Regions from separate parts of the Homo sapiens genome. Here region 2 is linked to region 1. The links are chromatin loops, found by intact Hi-C in ENCODE. Cell type or tissue: sigmoid colon. All regions are shown on one strand. Links, peaks and the distances in the headings refer to the core of each region. The heading gives the core; the rest is flanking DNA.

Region 1 (9,033 bases), core at 466-8,465:
CCCCTAGACATGAATCGCCTAAGGGAGCTCCTTAAAAATGCTGATGCCCAGGCTCTACCCCACAGAGATTCAGATATAGCTGCTTTGGAGAAGGGCCTGGGCAACTCTAATCTTTTTACATCTCCCACAGTGGTCTCCCAAAAGAATAAATCCCTCCCCTTCTTGAGGCTTTGGGTTGGGCTCCCAGGTGCTTCACAGGCTCCCCCAAGCTCTTTGCTCTGTTTCTCCAGCTTCACCTCTTCCTTCTACAGCCGCACTTCAGCCTTTGCAGATCCTCAGGTAAAGCACACTTTGTTCCTGGCGTGCTGGGTGTTCCTTCTGCCTGGAGTTTTCTCCCTGCCATCCCCTCCCTTGCCCGTCAACTTCCCCTGGCATACTCCTACACTGGGAAAGCTTCTTTCCCCTCCCTGCACCCCAAGCTGGGCTGGAGCCCCCTGGCGCCTGTGTTCTGTGTCTCCCCTGTCAGAGTCTGTGTTATGCTTTATTGAAAGTGATTGTTAAGTAATCTGTCTCGCCTTGACTTTAAGCCCGGTGCGGACTTGCTCACCACCATTGGAATGAATGGCACACACAGTACGCCAAGCATGGGGTTCGGCCAGCTTGGCTTGGCATTTTTTAGCCATTTATTGGGTGCGTACTTAAGCGTTCCCAGCCTCAGTTTCTTCATCTGCAAAATGAGGATGGTAATAGAATCTTCATTAGCTGAAAGTTTCTAGAAATGTAAAGTACTCAGCTGGCATCTGACACAATGTAAAAATACGTCAAAATATTAGCCATTATTTTGAAAGACACCACCTTTTTTGGTAAAGGTCATTCACTCCTCACCTCTCCTTTAGCACTCATTTTTCTCTATTATCTGTTTCTACCAGCAATTCAGAAATAGGGACTGTCTTATTTCTTTATCCCCCAAGGTCTAGCCTGCAGCAGGTCCTGAATATATATTTGTTGACTGATGACTCAGGCCCTAGATTTGAGAACACTCTGTTCATACCTAGAAGCAGGCAAAGTTGGAACCCCTGACTATCACTGCCCCTGAGAAGACTTCAGCCGTATGCAGAACCCTTCCTTTCAGAAGCCCCTTGACCCCTTTCCCCCCATCAAATAGCTACCCCCAGAGTGGAAAGGGAGAGAAGGTGGAGGGGGATGCTCAGGATTGAGGCCTCCACAGCCAGTGCTGAAGAAAAGGGGCAAGAGTCATGCATGAGAGTGTCTCTATCCCCAGGTCTAAGCTGTAGCCTAGGGGACACCACATACTTGGTTAGACTCTATGGGGCTGTTTGTTTGAAGTCAACTACACTTTTGAGTTAAATGAGTTTCTATGGCGAACGGAGTGCTGAGTTCTCAAATCTAACGTTTTAGGAATTTTTTATTCCTGCAGAGAGTTGGGGAGCTGTTTAAAAGTTGGTTGGTTTAGCCAGTATAGCTAGATTCCTCAAGGTCAACACAACGCCATACTGCTCTAGCTGGGGCTAGATTTCTCATGATAGTCTAAACTGTGTGATGGCCAAGTCCCCACTTTGAAGATGTCCAAATTCAGCCTCAGACATTTCTCCTCAAGAAAGGGGGGGAAAAAAAGCCTTTTGTGCCCCTTTCCCAAATTATTTGCTCATGTCGCAAGACTGGGGTCTCCTCCTAAAAAGGCAGCCAGTACCCGTCTCCCGGCAGGGACACTGGAACTCCCATGGCCTGGGGCCTCTTCCGAGTTCTATTCAGTTGTAGTCTTGGAGTGACAATATTATCAGCCCGATCCTTACAGATGAAGAAACTGAAATGTAGAGGTTAAAAGTCCTGCTGCGAGAAGAACCAACTGAAAAAAAAAAAATTCTCAGGCTTTACAGCAAGCAAACTTCACTATGATTTTTCACAATTCTGATTCTGTATTCTCTGGGGGTTATCTCAGTTGCTTCTTTAGGATGGGGTTCATTATGTTGTACATATATCCCAATGTGTCTGTATGAATCTTTGTCTTTTTTGGGGCAGTGTGGACGACGGGTTCTTTTTAGATACTGTTCCTAAAAAGGAATCAGTGCATACACCTGTTTGTCAAAGCACCTTTGCTTTTTGTGCAACTGCTTTATATTAACAATACTTAAAATAGCTTTGGAAAAAAAAACTACTGTATGTAATGGAATTGCAGAATATGCTGCACATGTATTTTATTTAGTTATCCTTTCTTTAAGAATATTGGATGACATTTCCTGACGTGGGAGGGAGAAACTCCTTTTTTTTTTCCTGCTTTTAAATTGTAACATAGTTGAAGATTTCTTTTTTCTGTTCTCATTGAAAAAAAAAAAAAAAGTCCTGCTGTGAAAAGTCCATTCTTGGGCAAGGGCAGCCCCAGAAGGGCGTGATTTCTGGGCTTCTGCGGGCTGCATGGCCTCCTCTGGATCCTGAGCCCTGGTCTCCAACCTGGACATGCTGCAGCAGTGACGGTGGTTAATTACTGTCCAGGTGACTTGGAATGCCAGTGATCCCTTCTCATTGGCGAGAGACTCTAGAACTAGCTCGTGAAAGGCAGACTCTAGCAAATGGTGTTAATTAGTGGAAAGGCCACTTGGTCACCTCTGTGCAGCCTGGCACAGTGCCTGCTTAGCGTGCCCCGGTGGCCGCTGGAATGGGCTGCCGTTCGGTGATGCTGCAGAATAAATTGTTGGGTCGGGCCCCAGGACTGGCCAAGCTTGAAAGGAAGAGCATTTTCGATGGTGGGCTTTCACTGGGAAAACCGTAGCATTTTGCAGACCCGTCCTGAAATGAACCCTGGTTTGGGGGAAAAATATTTAGAGCTTGTCGATCTGAGACCTCAATATTTCAGGGAAACACAGTGACACCCCCTCGTAAAGAAGAGTTGTGTCTGGCATTTCCACCTAAGGGAAGAGCAGCTTCGTGTTGCCCTGTTGCACAGCTGGCTGAGGTATGGTCCCCTTGTGTACCTGTTTTGTGGAAGCCAGATTCATAAGTCTTGCTGCTGGGGTTGTGTCTTCACAGCCATAGGGCCTTCTCCCCTCCCTTCAAACTTGCTCCTCTCCACACTCCCGACCTGGCAGCCGGAACCCCAAATGCAGCTGCAGCCCTGCAGCCTTGCACAAGCCTGTGTGGCCTTTGCAGCAGGTAAGGACTGTGATAGTGCTTAAGAGAAACCTCCAAATTGGATAAAAACCCAGAGGTGTTTTTCCCCAAAGAACCAGATGGGCAGGCTTGGGAGTGAGGTGAGGAGGGTGGCGGGAGGAGTTGGTTTGACTAAGAACACTTGCTCAGGACTATTTGTGTTTCATCCAAAAGATGTCTCTCAGGGGAAGTTACCAGTCCCTTAAATATCACAACGGCAGCAGAACTGCAGGGCCCAGGGAACCTTGGGAAGGAGATGTTTCTTTCCCAGAAAAATAAGCGACAGAGTTAGGAAAGGTCACCATACTGAAGCCCTCCCAAGTGCAGCCTTGCGGGCCTCGCAGAGAGCGCCAAACCATCCGGCCCTGCGCGCCACGCGGACCGGCATAGCCATCTCTCTGGAGTGGCAGCTGTGCCAAGGTGGCAAGGTTAGGCCCGCAGGCCCTCAGCACGGGGGCGCAGCCGGGGCAAGTCTTCAGGAAGCAGCGAGGTGCTTGAAGGGGGTGCTGGAGGCAGGCCAAACCCAGTCAGGATGGGTGGCCTGGGGCCACGACGGGCGGGAACCTCGAGGTGCGTTAGTAGCTGAGATGCAGAGAGCCATCCTGCCCAGACCTAGACAACTCGGAAGTGGGTTTTTCAGCCTCCTGCACCGGTGTCGCGTCTGAGTGCGACTGATGAGCCAGGGGGCGTCGGTGGAAGCTTGGGGTCGGCAGTCTGGTTGGAAAGTAGGGCTGGGATTTGCCTCCAAGGACAGTTTTTCTACTTGGATTGGATATTCGTGGAGGGGATTAAGGGGGCGTCCTGCCCCGCCTCATGCCCTGCGGCCTCCCAAGGGTGCTGGGCCTGGTTTGCAAGGACAGCCGCGGGCTGGAGATGGCGCGAGGGTCGGGGAGCGTGGCGCGCCCTCTGATCTAGGGCCGTGGTTTTCCGAGGTCCTCACGGCGAGCGCTGCGGCCGGGCAGCCTGGGTCCCCGCCCGGCCGCCTCCGGCTACCTCGCCGGCCTCGCTGAAACCCGAGCGCGAGGGGGCGGTGCGCAGGCGGCTGGGGCGCGGGGCCGCGTCGACATTGGCGGAGAACCGAGTGATGGATGGCGAGGGAGGGGCGCGCGGGGGGCGGCGCGGGAAGGGGAGCGCGCCGGGCGCCCGCGGCCGAGGTGGACGGAGCCTCCCGGCTCGCTGCTCCCGCCGGCGGAGCGAGGCTGCCCTTTCTTCGCAGCGTGATTTATTTTCTTCTTTTTTTCTGAACTCTTCTTCCAGGGAGAGGCTAGTGGTAACAGGCCGAGCTGGATGGATGGGTATGGGGAGAGGGGCAGGACGTTCAGCCCTGGGATTCTGGCCGACCCTCGCCTTCCTTCTCTGCAGCTTCCCCGCAGGTAAGGCACTGCCGGCCGGGCGCGCGGGGCCGGGTCCCTGGGCCGCCCCTCAATGCTGGGCCAGATGTGCGCGAGTGAGTCCGGGCTCAAGTTCTCCGGACCTCCTCCGGACCCCGCCTCCTATTTCCACGGGTCTTTTGTTTCTCCCGCACCCCGTCGTGGGTGCGATGCCTGCCCTTGGGGACCCGGAGAGGGGCACCCTGCCCGAGTTGCCGTGAGATGGAGCCGTGTGGGGAGGGCGCAGGGGCCGGGGTGCCTCACTCCCTTCCCTTTTTCCGAGAAAGGGGGTGGCTGGGAACGTGCCTCCTAGGGGCTCGGGAAGAGGGGGAGAAGGGGAGGCACGCCCTCGGTGCTGGGGACACTTTCTTCAGCTCCTCGCCCAGCAGTTTGCAAACCTGCCGGGTGCCCAGGGGTGGAGCCAGGGTCGCCCCTGAGGTCCCAGCCGAGTTCCCGACAGCCCCCTCCCCGGAGACCTCGTCTCGTTTCCACCCATTTGGCCACGCGGGGACACCCACGGACTCGGCTCAAATGAGCTGGTGTTCCTGTTTGATAACTTTCTGCGTCGCCCCCTGTTTGTTTTTATTGTGTCAGAAAAGGAGAGAATTTCAGAATTAAAGCTGAAAAAGCCCATCTGTTTCCAATGAATCCCCCATAGTTTTTCACAATGTTTTTGGCAGATCGCTGCTTTCAAATTCCTCCGAGCCCGGACCTCTTGTTTTTGTTGGGGGAAGGGAGACCAACTCCACAGAGAAGCATTTGTTCCTTCCCAAACGCTCCAGTTTCTTTACTTTTTTTCCTTTCGGGGGGAGGGGGGAGGCATGCAACTTAAATCCCCGGCCTGTTTTCTTTATGATGTTTCATAAAACTTTATTTCATTTTTGCCATATGCTGCTCACAGCCAGAAAACGCCAGTTAAGCCCTTTATACCCATTTTTTTTCTTGCTAAAAATACAAATAAACACAATGTCACGGGCCAAATGGCCCCCCCGGCGCAAGGCGGGATCTCCCAGCCGTTTCCATTGTGTTTGCGGGGTTCAGAGGTGTCTTTTTGAAAAAATTTCATCTTGTTTCGCACCACAGCCAGGCGTAGAGCCGCAGCCCCCGCGCACTACTGAGCTTTGCAAGAAAGGACTTGAGTTTAGACTCGGATTGGGTTATTTTGATTTGCTCTTCCGCCAACTGGGTTTCAAGGAACTGGCAAAACTGGGCAGGTCTGGCTCGGCCTGGCTGTGAGTTGGGGCTCCCAATGGGCGGACCACGCAGACAGTGAACAGTAGGGAGCGAGGGATCAGTTTACCCCCTAGTCCCAGCCCTGCTCCTGGCCCCCAGCGCCAGCTCAGACTTGTGCGTCCGGCTTACTCAACCACTGCGCACCCCAGAAGGGTCGCAGAGAGCCGCAACCTGCTCTCCAGACCTAGGTTCCATAGGGAGGCCTGGCCAAGGACAAGATGTCGGGTGAGGGATCTTGGTATCCCCAAAAAGTACTCAGCTTGGAATGTCAAAACCTCCGCAGGGGATCAAACAGCAGGGTGCCCTCTCCTCACCCCCAGTGTATTTAAAAGGCAGTTTCTCCACCTACTTAAGAGTCTGGTTGAACAGCCCAATTTGGTTTCCTCCCAAGAATTCAAAATTAAAATAAAAATCACCCTATTTAAGAAGAAGTCAACGTTTTGGAAAAGCAGGAGTTTGCAATTTGTGTTCTTGGTTTGGTCTAGATAAAGATCAAGCCCATTGGAAGTTTTATCAGATGGGTTGATAAATGGCTTTTGTCCCTTGGCTGCCGTGGGGGATGTGATCTCAGCTCAAAGCTGAAATTGAGAAGAGGGGCTTAGAGGCCCTTAAAACAACACCTTCCCGCTCTTAAAGCTGCAGCACTTGTTACCTTTTGGGGCTGGAGAGGAAAGGAAGGCCTGGCAGAAGTTTCCAGAGGTAGGAGGCTGCATGGCCTGAGTGGTGGTGGTTTTGTTGTTTCTCGATTTATTTCTCCATCCTAAAAACTTTTATTTTAAAGCATCCCGCCATAGGCTGAGGAACACTGGTAGGTTATATAAGTCACAGCCCAAATTCCATCACTTTTGTTTCCAAGAAACCCATTTCTTTTTGGCGTCAAGGCCGGTAACTAAAACCTGGCCGATGGAACTGATAGCTGCTCTCCTGTCACGCCAGCTGGCTAATGTTTCTTCTCATTTGAGGGCTTGACAGCTGCGTTTAGTCAAAATTGCCCACCTGACTGAAAACTGAGCTTCCAGTACCCCAAAACTAAATATACTGGGGGCTCCAAAACTTGTGTGCTCTAGAAATGTGGGTCAAAAGACAGTTTCTTAAGTAAGGGATGAAATGGGAAATTTCCACAACAGAGAGAGACTGTCCCATTCTTTGACACATTGACCAGGAGAGGGGCCGCTTAGGAATGAAGTTAGAAAACTTGCAGGTCTGATGGAGAGCAAGGCGGGAGATCGAGAAATAAAGCCCCAGCAAGTGGAAGGCACCCAGACACACTGGGGGCCCCTGTGTGCCTTGGCCTCTCCCGTTGAAGACAGGTGGAAACTGGCCGAGCAACTGCGTGAAAGCCTCGGTTTGTTCTGTGCTAGTCAGCTTGAATGGCTGCCAGGAGTAAGCCTATAGGAGTGCAAATTAAATCGAACATAGTTATGTGGAGAAAGATGCCTTCACCTCAGCTACACTGAGAGCGTTTGTGTGTTTCGAGTGTTTGCATTTACTTACTCCATGTGGATGGCCAACCTACTGGGTTCCTGACTCAGTGACAACTTTTGGAGCCTTCTAACCAAGCCCCTCAGGCAGACCACAGCCTGGTGATGAGAAAGGGCCCCTGCACTGTCAAGCGGTCTGGAAGGGTGTCTGTTTAGATGATTCTTTGGGGACAGCACAGGCAGACAGTGTCCACGTCTACCTAGGAAGGGAGGCCAGAAAGGACTCTTAAAAGAGCATTCCACAAATGGCATCCTACTCAAATCACAGCTAATAGATGGCTTTTTAAACTTTGAAGCCATTGTGACTTTTTCGAAAAGAGTTCCAAGAGAAATCCATCCAGGCATATGTTTCGGACATGTCACCAGGCTTCCTGTTCACTATGTGTGGGTCCTGTACTTCAGCACAGTGGTTCTCCAAGTGTGGTCCCTGGACCAGCAGCATTAGCCTTCCTTGGGAACTGGTTAGAAATGCAAGTTCTAGGCCCACCACAGACCTATAGAAGCAGTTACTCTGGAGCTGGGGCCCTGCAGTCTGTGTTCTAGAGCAGGCCCTCCAGAGAGCTCTGATGCATGCTCAAGTTTGAGGATCGCTGTTCTAAGAACTATTGCACTCCAGACTTTCTTTGTTCCTTCTTTCTTCCCCTTATACTTTGAACTGCAGCTGTTTTAGAAATGTTAGTCCTCAGTGGGTAACTAAGGTTTCGGGAGACCAAGGCCCTCTGCAGTGTCCAGGTACATCTGTGTCGCTATAGAAATGAGACTGTTTCTATCAGAGCTGCTATTCAAAAATGCATCGGCCAGGCGCGGTGGCTCACGCCCGTAACCCCAGCACTTTGAGAGGCCGAGGTGGGTGGATTGCTTGAGGCCAGGAGTTCGAGACCAGCCTGACCAACATAGCGAAACCCCGTTTCTACTGAAAATACAAAAATTAGCTGGGCGTGGTGGCATGAGCCTATAATCCCAGCTACTCGGGAGGCTGAGGCAGGAGAATCGCCCGAACCCGGGAGGTGGAGGTTGCAGTGAGCTGAGATCGCACCACTGTACTCCAGCCTGGGTGACAGAATGAAACTCCGTCTCAAAAAACAAACAAAAAAAAAATGCATCAGCAGATCAGCCTGCTTACCACACTATTGCTCTCCCAGTAGGACTTTGTGTCCCAAGGGGAGAGTGTCTTAGTTTGTTTGGGCTGCTGTAACAAAATACCATAAGTGGGTGGCTTATACATGACAGACATTTATTGCTCACAGTTCTGAAGGCTGAAAAGTCCAAGAGTGATAGGTGCTGGCAGATTTGATGTCTGGTTTGTAGATGGTGCCTTACAGCTCTGTCCTCACAGGGCAGAAGTGAGGGCACTCTGTGGGGTCCCTTTTATAAGAGCACTAATCCCATTCTTGAAACCTCCACCCTGATGACCTAATCACTTCCCAGATCCCTCCTACTTCTCATACCATCACTTTGGGGTTAGGCTTTAAAAGGTGAATTCGGAGTTGATGTTCAGTGGCAAGAACCAGCCAGCTAGCAACCAGTGTGTGACGGCACCTGCAGAGCAGCGCATTGGCTCCCAGGGAGAGCACGCACATAAAACTCTACAGATGGCCAGCCACTAGGCCCTGAGGGTGTATTGAGGAGAAAGGGAAAGGATCTCTAGTCTTGTGATCTGAGGAAGGGAAAGGTCTTTGCAAGGTTGGAGAAATGGCTAGTAGTCACTCCAGCGCTCAGAGGATGGGAGCTGGGGAGAGGTGATCTGTGGGCACAGATAAGGCCACTCTATGAGATGGAGAAGAGGAGGCCTTGGAAGATAAGAGGCTGAAGGTGGGGACCAGTTTACATGTTGGGGAGAGTGT
Region 2 (9,033 bases), core at 536-8,535, 170 kb after region 1:
AACTGCAACCTCCGCCTCCCAGCTTCAGGAGATTGTCCGGCCTCAGCCTCCCAAGCAGCTGGGACTACAGGCACCCACCATCATGTCCAGCTAATCTTTGTATTTTTAGTAGAGACAGGGTTTCACCATGTTGGCCAGGCTGTTCTCGAACTCCCTACCTCAAGTGATCCGCCTGCCTGGGCCTCCCAAACTGCTGGGATTACAGGAGTGAGCTACCACGCCCAGCCTGTGTATACATTTTAAAGGTATGCCTAGAACTGGATCTGCCATGACATTTAATATAGAAACATCCTCTTCCATCAAGCCTACAATTCCCCGTCAGCATCCTATCCCACTTTTGCTTCCAGAGGTCCTAACTCAAGCAGCTATTAAGACTAAAAAGGGAATTTAAAAATGGGACAGGCAATGGAAAGACCAAGGGTTAAAGTACACGAAGTGCTCCATCAGAAGATTTGAAAACACACGGAGATACTGCAAACATACAGAAACACATGCAAATTTGAAACACAGAGAGCTTTTAAAAATTAACTAGATCCTAGGGGCAGGGATGGACACTGGTATTTTTAGAAGCTCTCCACAGTCTGAAATGGGAATAAAAAGTAGAACCCATCTGACCTATAACCCAAAAAAGACAGGAAATAGAGGAAGTAGAGGAAACCCAAAACACACAAATCTTAAGACTATAGTTTAAGCAGACTTGCATGTTCGGCATTATGCTAAGACAAATATATAGTCCTATGGTTTAGACTGAACACTGAAAGCAAGCTACAGCCAATTAGACATTGGTTGTAAATATTACTGCTGTTACATTTATATCCATGGAGCAGTGCACCACAGTATTCAGTATTCATTCTCTAACAGCTTGAGAGGGGAAATGAGACAGAGGATAAACCAGGGTAATAATTATCAGCTTGGGGGAGTGGGGGTGGGTAGTTATCTACTCAGACTAACTGGCAAAAGCCGGGCTGTGATTCACACAAGAAGCTGTTGTAGTCCAGGAAGAGTCATATGCTCTCTCAAAAGGCTGGCTCTTCTCAAAAAAAAAAAAAAAAAAAAAAAATTCTAAGAGAGGATGAACTGTAAAACGCACCCAAGCTGACTAAATGAGGACTTGCCTCCTAAAATCATTCTCACAAATCTCTCCTGTAACTGGCCTAAACAAACTCTCCTGGTAGGCCAAGACAACCAGCGAGTTCCTCAGGGCCAACCTAGCTCCTGAAGAAGAACTTAGGATATGAAGGAGGGGTGCAAGAAAGTAAGATGAAACAAACAGTAAGAATAAAATAACCTTACTAAAAGCTTACATTTATTGAGCACTTTTAATGTGATGGGCTCTTTGCTAAGCATTTTATGGGCACTATATTATTTAATCTTCATGACCCAATGAAGATGACCATTATCTACATTTTTAAAATGAGAAAATTACAAGTCCAATCATAAGTGCTTCTTCACTGGCCTAAACTGGGAACAAAAATTTTCAGGACTAAAGTAAAAGCTGAACTCATACCTAGCTCTTGCCAGGCACAGAGGTAACAGTTAAGCATACACAAGTGACAAAATGACTCATCAGAATTAAATCCAAAGTATAAAATCAAGACTATCTCTACAATCCTGCCTTAGCCGGATGCTTCTGAAACATTCTCTCCTTCAAGATCAGTGATCACATTTTCCCCAAACTACAGGGACTCAGTAATGAGAACTGAAATACTTTTCAGTATGATATCCAGTCCAGAACATGTTGAAATACCAAACAAGAAGACCCATAACCAAACATATTAACAATAAAATGCTAAATTATGTAGCATGAATGGCTACCACATATCTATGTCCTCCATCATTTATTTCAAAAAGAAAAGCCTTGTCCCTCACTTCATAATCAGGGCTCAAATATATTCAGTATATAGGAGCTTTTTTTAAAAAATGTCTCTCCCCCTAGACTTGCTTTATCAATTAAAGATTCCATTGATTACAGAAAAGGGTCATAAGACAAATGTGAGTAATGTGTTCCAGCATTGTGCTGAATTACTGATCACAAAATAAAAATACAATCCAGCCTGGACATTGGATGACTAAGTTTTGTTACTCAGGCTTTATACTGATAACCCTAAAGTTCCAAAACAAGTTGTGAATGGCAGCTTTGCAAAGGTATACATGTGAACTCAACGCTTAGTCAAGCTGAAGTGCAGGAGGGAGTTACTCAGCTGTGACACACCCAGTGTAACCAAGCCACAAAGTTACTTTCACCTGTACACAAAATACTCTTAGAGGAATTTTTTTTTAAGTTTCTTTGTTCAAGTGACACCATATCAAGAAAGCCAAGTTCTTCAAGGAAGCAAAGTTCTAAGGTTACCAAGAAGCAGCTAAAAACTAAAGGATCTTAAAAAAAAAAAAAAAAAAAAGATGGCTCATAGCAAGAAAAAATTTAATGGCTGACACAGAGCAGTCACTCAATTTTTATACCAGAAACAAACTTAGTGTATCAAATTTTATGGGAGAAATGATAGGAGTTTGGAAATACCAGGTGGTCTCAGGAGGTCTCTCATAACTGTCAGTTGTTTTATTTGGGGGTAAGGGAGAGTAAACTAATGATAAAATCTGTGAGTTTTAGTTAAAATTCAAATAAACTTCCAGATTCACTCCTCAAGCAATAACTTGCTACAACTGTCACAACCAAAAGTCTTTATCAAAAATATTATTTGCCCACCTTCCTCTGCTGACTTAATCTTTACAAAGATACTAACTCCCTAACGGCCAAATACTAGTTGGAAAGTGCATATTTTAAACGGCAAGGATACAGAGAGAGAGAGAGAAAGAGAGAGAAATCGATCAACACTCTTTTCTTGCTGCTTGATGCTATTCCCCACATCAAAGGGAAAAAAAGTAGAAGGCTCAACAAACATACCTAAGAACACTGGTTCTATAAAAAACTTAATTGGCTGCAAGATTGTCAACAGTTAATAGGTAAATTGTTATATCATGGTATGCATTTTAACTCATAATGGTATTTAGGTTAAAATATCTTAAATAACAGAATAGTTCATATCCTCTTCAAAAATAATTAACTGCAATGTTGACTACTTTGACCCCAGTTTTAGGAATTGAAAGGTATTCAGCAAATACTATTAACACAACTAATTAGAATTCAGTCTCTACACAAAAAGGGAGGTGAGATTATTACTTTCGTTCTTGTGGCAGGTATACTTTAAGTTGGAAGCTACAGTTAAACGTTCATCAAGTTCTATAAACACTTAATTCTCTGTTAGCATTTTATACGCAATATACATTTGAGCATATAATTTTAAAATCAGGTACAAATTATTTGATGAACACTTCTCTGTAACAGAAAAAGCAATTTCAGCTAGTTTTCACAAACTATCCAAATAATTCTTCCCAAAGAACCTAGATTATGAGAACCTACAAAACTCACTATCATAGTGAATTCTAACTTTCACAGACTGTATTCAGAAACTTGACATACGCCCAAGCAAATATCACCTGCACTGAAGGGTCAACATCTCCTTTGAAGTAACACACTTTACTAAAATAACTCTAAACTATGGCTAACTACAGGACAGCCTACTCCAACTGCTAAAAAAACTCTAGTATGGCAGGAAAAAAACTTTGTCCACAGTAGATAAATCCACTGAATTTCTTGCTTGCTTAAATTCAGTATGTGTAATTTAATTATTAAGACATCGTTGCTGAACGATGAAGTTTTAACCAGAAATCCTTGTAAAGGTTTCCAAACAAGGCAAATCAGTGAGCATAAACCCAACCGTTTACCGGGACTCAGAATTCCCGAAATGGAGGCCTAGGGAAGATAATTGCGAAGATTTGGCCAAGTGACCCCACTATCAGCCAAGCTGTCAGTCACCCTGCATTAGCAAGTGCTATTAACACTTAAAAGAGTAGTTTTCTGACATTTACTTACATAGTAATGGTTGCCTAACGCTGTATTCTGCCACTTTTTAATGTTATTGAACGTGAAATTTTCTATTTTCTACTAAACTATCCCACTGTGAATCTTAAATATATAGTACTTAGCACATACTGACCTGAGTTTTTCTCCATCAAATGCCAACTGAGAAAATGTACGGTACCAAGTAAAAACGCATGGGGACAAGTTCAAATAATCTTCCCTTTGTTTATGAGCCATGTATTAAACAGCTGTTAACACCCGTCAAGAGGTTTTCACTAAAATAAAAGTATCCGCCTCTGACACTCAAACGTTTTGGTCAATTGTAACAAAATTAAACCCACTCATCTCTTCACACTGAACGGGGGCGGGGAGAAGGGACGCTAAGGTATGAAAAGGGAAAATGTAAAACTGGGCAAATTTTCTATTTTAAGATTTCCAAATAGTGCCTTTAAAATTTATAAATAGTGCCTGCACTTTTTCTCCAAAAGCAGCCGCTTCTCAAAGAGGATAAACCATTCCCGGAAATGGGCAAAAGAACACACTACAGGGTGCGGACCGCTACAGGCAAGGGCGGACAAGACTGCCAGGAGCAAACGCGTCCAGGAAAGAAGCCGCCCACCGGAAAGTCCCAACTAGAGTTCCCTTCCTTTTCCCCTCGGCGTGCGGCTCCCTGGGTAGGGGGAGGAGAAAGCGCCCGACATGCGCACGCGGCCAGACGTCACTGCGTTCTCTCCCCGCCCCCCAGGGGAGCCGTCTGACGTCACGGGGCGGAGGCTGCCGAAGGCGCCGCCGTTGACCCTGCTGTTACCAGGCGCGCGCACAGCCAATCAGCACCCCGCGCCGGCGCCGGCCGGCCTTTGAACTCGGCACGGCAACTTCCTGCTGTTTGGCGAGTACACAGTGCAATGCAGTATGTCTGTCAGCGCTGCGGCACAAAGGAACAGCCATTTTGTGACTGAGCTGGACCTGCATCAAGATGCCAGGGGCTCAAAGAGCTGCTGCGTGCCCTATCGAACTGCCTTTTATGTCGGCACCAGAGTTCCCCAGAAGAGCAGAGAGGGGGAAGGAAATAGGCTTTGGTATTTCAGATTTCTATTAGTTTAGATTCAGTCTTCTCCAAAATCCCGTTTTTTAATGTATTATCAGCGTCATAAAATGGCTGCCAGTTAAACTGCCTGTTCTAGTACACAAGTAACTGCATTATGCCATTTCTAATCATCCCCAGCCTTTTAGAATATCTGGTAAAGCGCCCCTGAAAATTGTAGGATTTACCCGCACCTCAGGTTATAAAAATAAATCTGGCTCAAAGGCAGACGATTTGGAGATAAATTTAATAAACTCGTTCAATTCTTAAGATAAATTGCTAACGTGGTGCCGTGGAGAACACACTGAACTCTTTGTGTGCACACAGTCCCGTTTTCATTCTTTGATGTTACTTAAGTTATCCCCAAGCTGCAAATTATTCAGATAAAAAGTATGGTATACTTCTCGTATGTCCATCATTAGAACTTTGTTTTAAATACTTAGAAATTTTACAAATATCAATCAAATGTTTTTAAAATCGCGTTTTTTAAAGTTTTTAATTTTCAAAAATCGTGATAAAGTATAACAGACTTTAGCATTAACTTCAAATTAAAATACAAACTTATATAACCACTATTAACTACTGCACTATTTCCAAAAACAGGGTATTACCAGATTTACCTAAACTTGCACTCATTCTTTCCAGATACTAAAGTAATTCTCAGACCAAAGTTTACTTGACCTGCAAACTCATTTCCTCTTCTGTGGCTCAGGCTGCAAAGGTGATTTTCGTAGTATTCCCTAAACACTATACTTTGGGCAATAAAAACTCTGATGGCAGAAGGAACCAAGTACTAATTACAGGGACAGTTCAGCTCAGTAGAAGTAATATTAATCTACCACATTAAAACACCACTAACATTCTACAGCTGCACATTTTAAAAGGAAGTGATGTCATAATTATGTACATGTATTAAGATATGAAATTTAGGGTAACTAATTTAAAAGTAACTATCTTCTTTTCAAAGAGTCTTAAATATTTTTGGACATCCATCAGGTATATGATTCAAAGTATACTTGACAAACCAATTTAAAAGTACAGTCAGTACATGCTTCATGTACAGCTGTAACCTCCACTACCAGTAAGCAAATGCCTGACAACTTCCAGGTAGTTTTCCAGGTGAGAGTAAAAATACTGAAAGAATACCAACACTGCTCAATTTTTTAGAATTAGAAAGCACAGTCTGATCAATGATGTTAACCACAAACCTTGCATAAGAGAGCCAAAACCCATGTGAGACCTATGCAAATGATACACTCAAGGGAGCAACAATTTTAGTGCTGAATCTTTAATAATTTGCCAAATATATCTGGAGGTTCTCATTTCTTCAAATTGTCATTACTTTCCAGAAAAAAACAGCTTAGGATGAGTAAAAAACTTTTCTGTCCTCAATTTAATCTAGTAATTTACATGGGCAATTCAATTAAGACAGCACTACAAACTGGGTGACAACTCAATGCAAAAAAATTTGGTAACTTATTTTCTAAAGCAAGGCTCAATATGCTTTCAGTCAAATAAAATAAATAGAATTCAGCATATTAGTAACACATCATGTTCAAAACTTTCAAATTCACTAGCCTAATAGAAAAGTGTATTATTTATAAAAATTAGAAAAGTAAAAATTGGGAAGGAAAACCACATAATGAATCACATCCTTGTTAAACTGCATGATTTAAAATTTATAATATGAAAATGCATAAAGAACACATCAAAAAATGCATTCATATGTACTTTTAAAAATTAATATACAGAGGTCATACAACAAAAACATCTTAGAGGCTTTATTACTTCATCACTAACAAGGTACTCCAAGGAATGTGAAACAGATCATGATTTGCACAAACAGTACATTTTTAAGCTTCAGAAGATAAAGCATTCCAGACGACTCTGTCGAAATACATCAATAAATTTAAAGCAGCTACATCTAAATTGTGAGGATAAAATACATCTACCAACAGGAAATCAATGTCTTAAGCATACAAATGCAAACCTTAAAATAATTTAAATGTAAAATATACAACTGCAAATATTAATCACAGTAACAAACACAAAATAGAAGTATATATTAAGAGTATTCCAGGATTTCTGTTATTACAGATTTGATTTCATAAATGCAGGAACTCTAACCATCAAGTAAAGGTTTTGATAAATCACATCAAAATTTCCTAAAATGTCAAGTGTATCAAAAGAAATATAAAGTCACATAAAAATATAAACTGAGAGGCATCAGTCAAAGGGTCCTTTAAGTGATTTTGTTTTTAAATGTACATTTTTTCATTCATATAACTTTCTGATATGTCTATTTACTATAATTTACTACTACAAGGCTTCTCTATGGCCCTCAGTTACAAGTTTAGATATCCTGGATTCTTCAAAGAAAAAATTTGCCTTGTATGTAAAATGGTGCAATGCAGCAATGGCTAAACCGACAAGGTCATTTTTCTGCAGTACAAAAACCTAAAAACTGAAATTTACTGACAGAAAAACTGTACATTACAGTAAAGGCCCCTTTGAATAAAGGTACCTTACCTTTTGACTGCTGTAAGAGGCCTTAAGTCACAACTCAACTTTCATAAATTGCTACCAAAAAATTAGGGTGTGGCATATTAGCAATCTCAAGGTCATGCTTTAAAAAACGAATCCAAATTAGAAAAACACAATAAAACAGACAGCAATCCATGTCTGTCAAGGTAAACAATTGTAAGCTGAGGTTTCTCCCCCAAAAAAAAAGACAAAAAGGAAGAAAGTTGATAGCTCATACCTCGATGCATTGCTGTGTAGCGAACTGTCCTCCTCTTGGCTTTTGTCCTTATTTCTCATCATCTTTTAATTCTTAAATATTAAGGGGGAGGGGGAATCTGTGTTTGCTTTGAAGTCCTGTGCCCAGGTATTTACTGTCAAAAGTTGAAAGAAAGGTAAGGTCCCGGCTTCTATCGATGCTTTTTATTATCAGGAACAAAGTCCTGACGATGTTAACGATATTGTTATAACACAACAACGGTAAGCACCAAAAAACTAAATATTTCTATTTTTTCCTTAAAAGAAAAAACAACAGGATAAACCGAACAGTGGAAGCATCACTATCAATAAGGAAACTTTCTCAAAGTAGCACACTAGATACAAATAACAATCTCTGTATCTTATTGCGTCATCCAAGAATTTCTCGTATTTACAGAAAACAAGGCAAACTTAAACAAATAAATCTTTAAAATTATCACCAATGATCGTGAACTTACCTGATCCATGTAGTATGTCCAAACCAAGAGTCCTATCTACTAGTAGAAAAATATCAGATCCCAAATAATTAAAAATAAAGGCAAAATCCTCCGTTAAAAAACGAAAAATAAATAAAATAACCCTCAAATATGTTAACTGGTCAAAAAAATAAAGCAATAATTAATACTAAAACAGGTCCGAAAGAAAAAAAACCTCATTAGGAGAGCGCACAAAAATGGAGGTGCGCCATGGCTTCTAAGCTGGAAAAAACAACGACCTGGGCTCTCAGTACGGCTGCTTCTTTCCAACAAGGCACGAAAAGAAAGCTCCTAAAAGCTGCTTTTCTCCCAAAAAAAGGTTCGAATCGACCCCAGTAAGTCCCTAGGAAAGGCAGGGGGCTACGGGGGCCCCCTGAGGCTGCCCGAAAGTTAGGGAAAGTTGCGTAAAGTGAGGCAAAGGCAGGGAGCAGAGCGCGCTCTCTCTAAGGCACAGCCGCCATCTAGAGCCTCCTTCCCAGCTCTGAGAGCTCTGCCTTTGATTGACACTCTCTACATTTACCCCACAACTCAGGTGATGTACCATAGACCCACCCCTTCATCTCCACCAAAAAAAAAAAAAGGAGAGAGAGAGAGAGAGACAGATCCTCCATCCCAGGGAGCCTAAGGACCCCCACCCCCACACCTCCCTGCCCCTCCAGACCACCCCAACAGGGGGAGGGGGGAGGGCTTCTTAACCCCCTCTGGCTCAAGCACCCTTTTTAAGCCAGAGAGAAATGTAATTTGTTCCTTTTGTCTAAAGATCTGCTAAATATTTC

The links. A loop is a pair of places that touch in the nucleus more often than their neighbours do. Peaks named below come from ENCODE experiments on the same cell type or tissue, not always from the same donor. Only the 100,000 strongest peaks of a DNase experiment are listed, where the experiment ranks them.
Region 2: a loop joins it to region 1, with 5 times the contacts of the local background. A loop is called at or near these places in 2 of 110 quality-filtered maps.

Annotation. Positions count from the first base shown.
Region 1 is chr15:93,068,361-93,077,393 of GRCh38, reverse strand. It overlaps RGMA (repulsive guidance molecule BMP co-receptor a), which reads left to right. Exons shown (of 4, transcript NM_020211.3): 2 at 4,363-4,478. Among named protein-coding and RNA genes, the nearest start is that of RGMA, 16 kb to the left of the region's middle. RefSeq lists an enhancer at 2,837-3,594 and a silencer at 3,751-3,889. In sigmoid colon, for the core only: no CTCF peak of the experiment used is centred there; DNase peaks (open chromatin) are centred at 3,577, 4,163 and 4,809; H3K4me3 peaks cover 4,795 bases; H3K27ac peaks cover 1,753 bases.
Region 2 is chr15:92,900,031-92,909,063 of GRCh38, reverse strand. CHD2 (chromodomain helicase DNA binding protein 2) reads right to left here and starts at 8,740. Exons shown (of 39, transcript NM_001271.4): 1 at 8,240-8,740; 2 at 7,765-7,897. The coding sequence starts at 7,826. It overlaps MIR3175 (microRNA 3175), which reads right to left and starts at 4,665; the gene lies at 4,589-4,665. RefSeq lists enhancers at 4,372-4,611, 4,892-5,071, 3,933-5,132, 8,402-8,611, 8,652-8,721 and a silencer at 4,772-4,821. In sigmoid colon, for the core only: no CTCF peak of the experiment used is centred there; DNase peaks (open chromatin) are centred at 963 and 4,593; H3K4me3 peaks cover 6,094 bases; H3K27ac peaks cover 5,142 bases.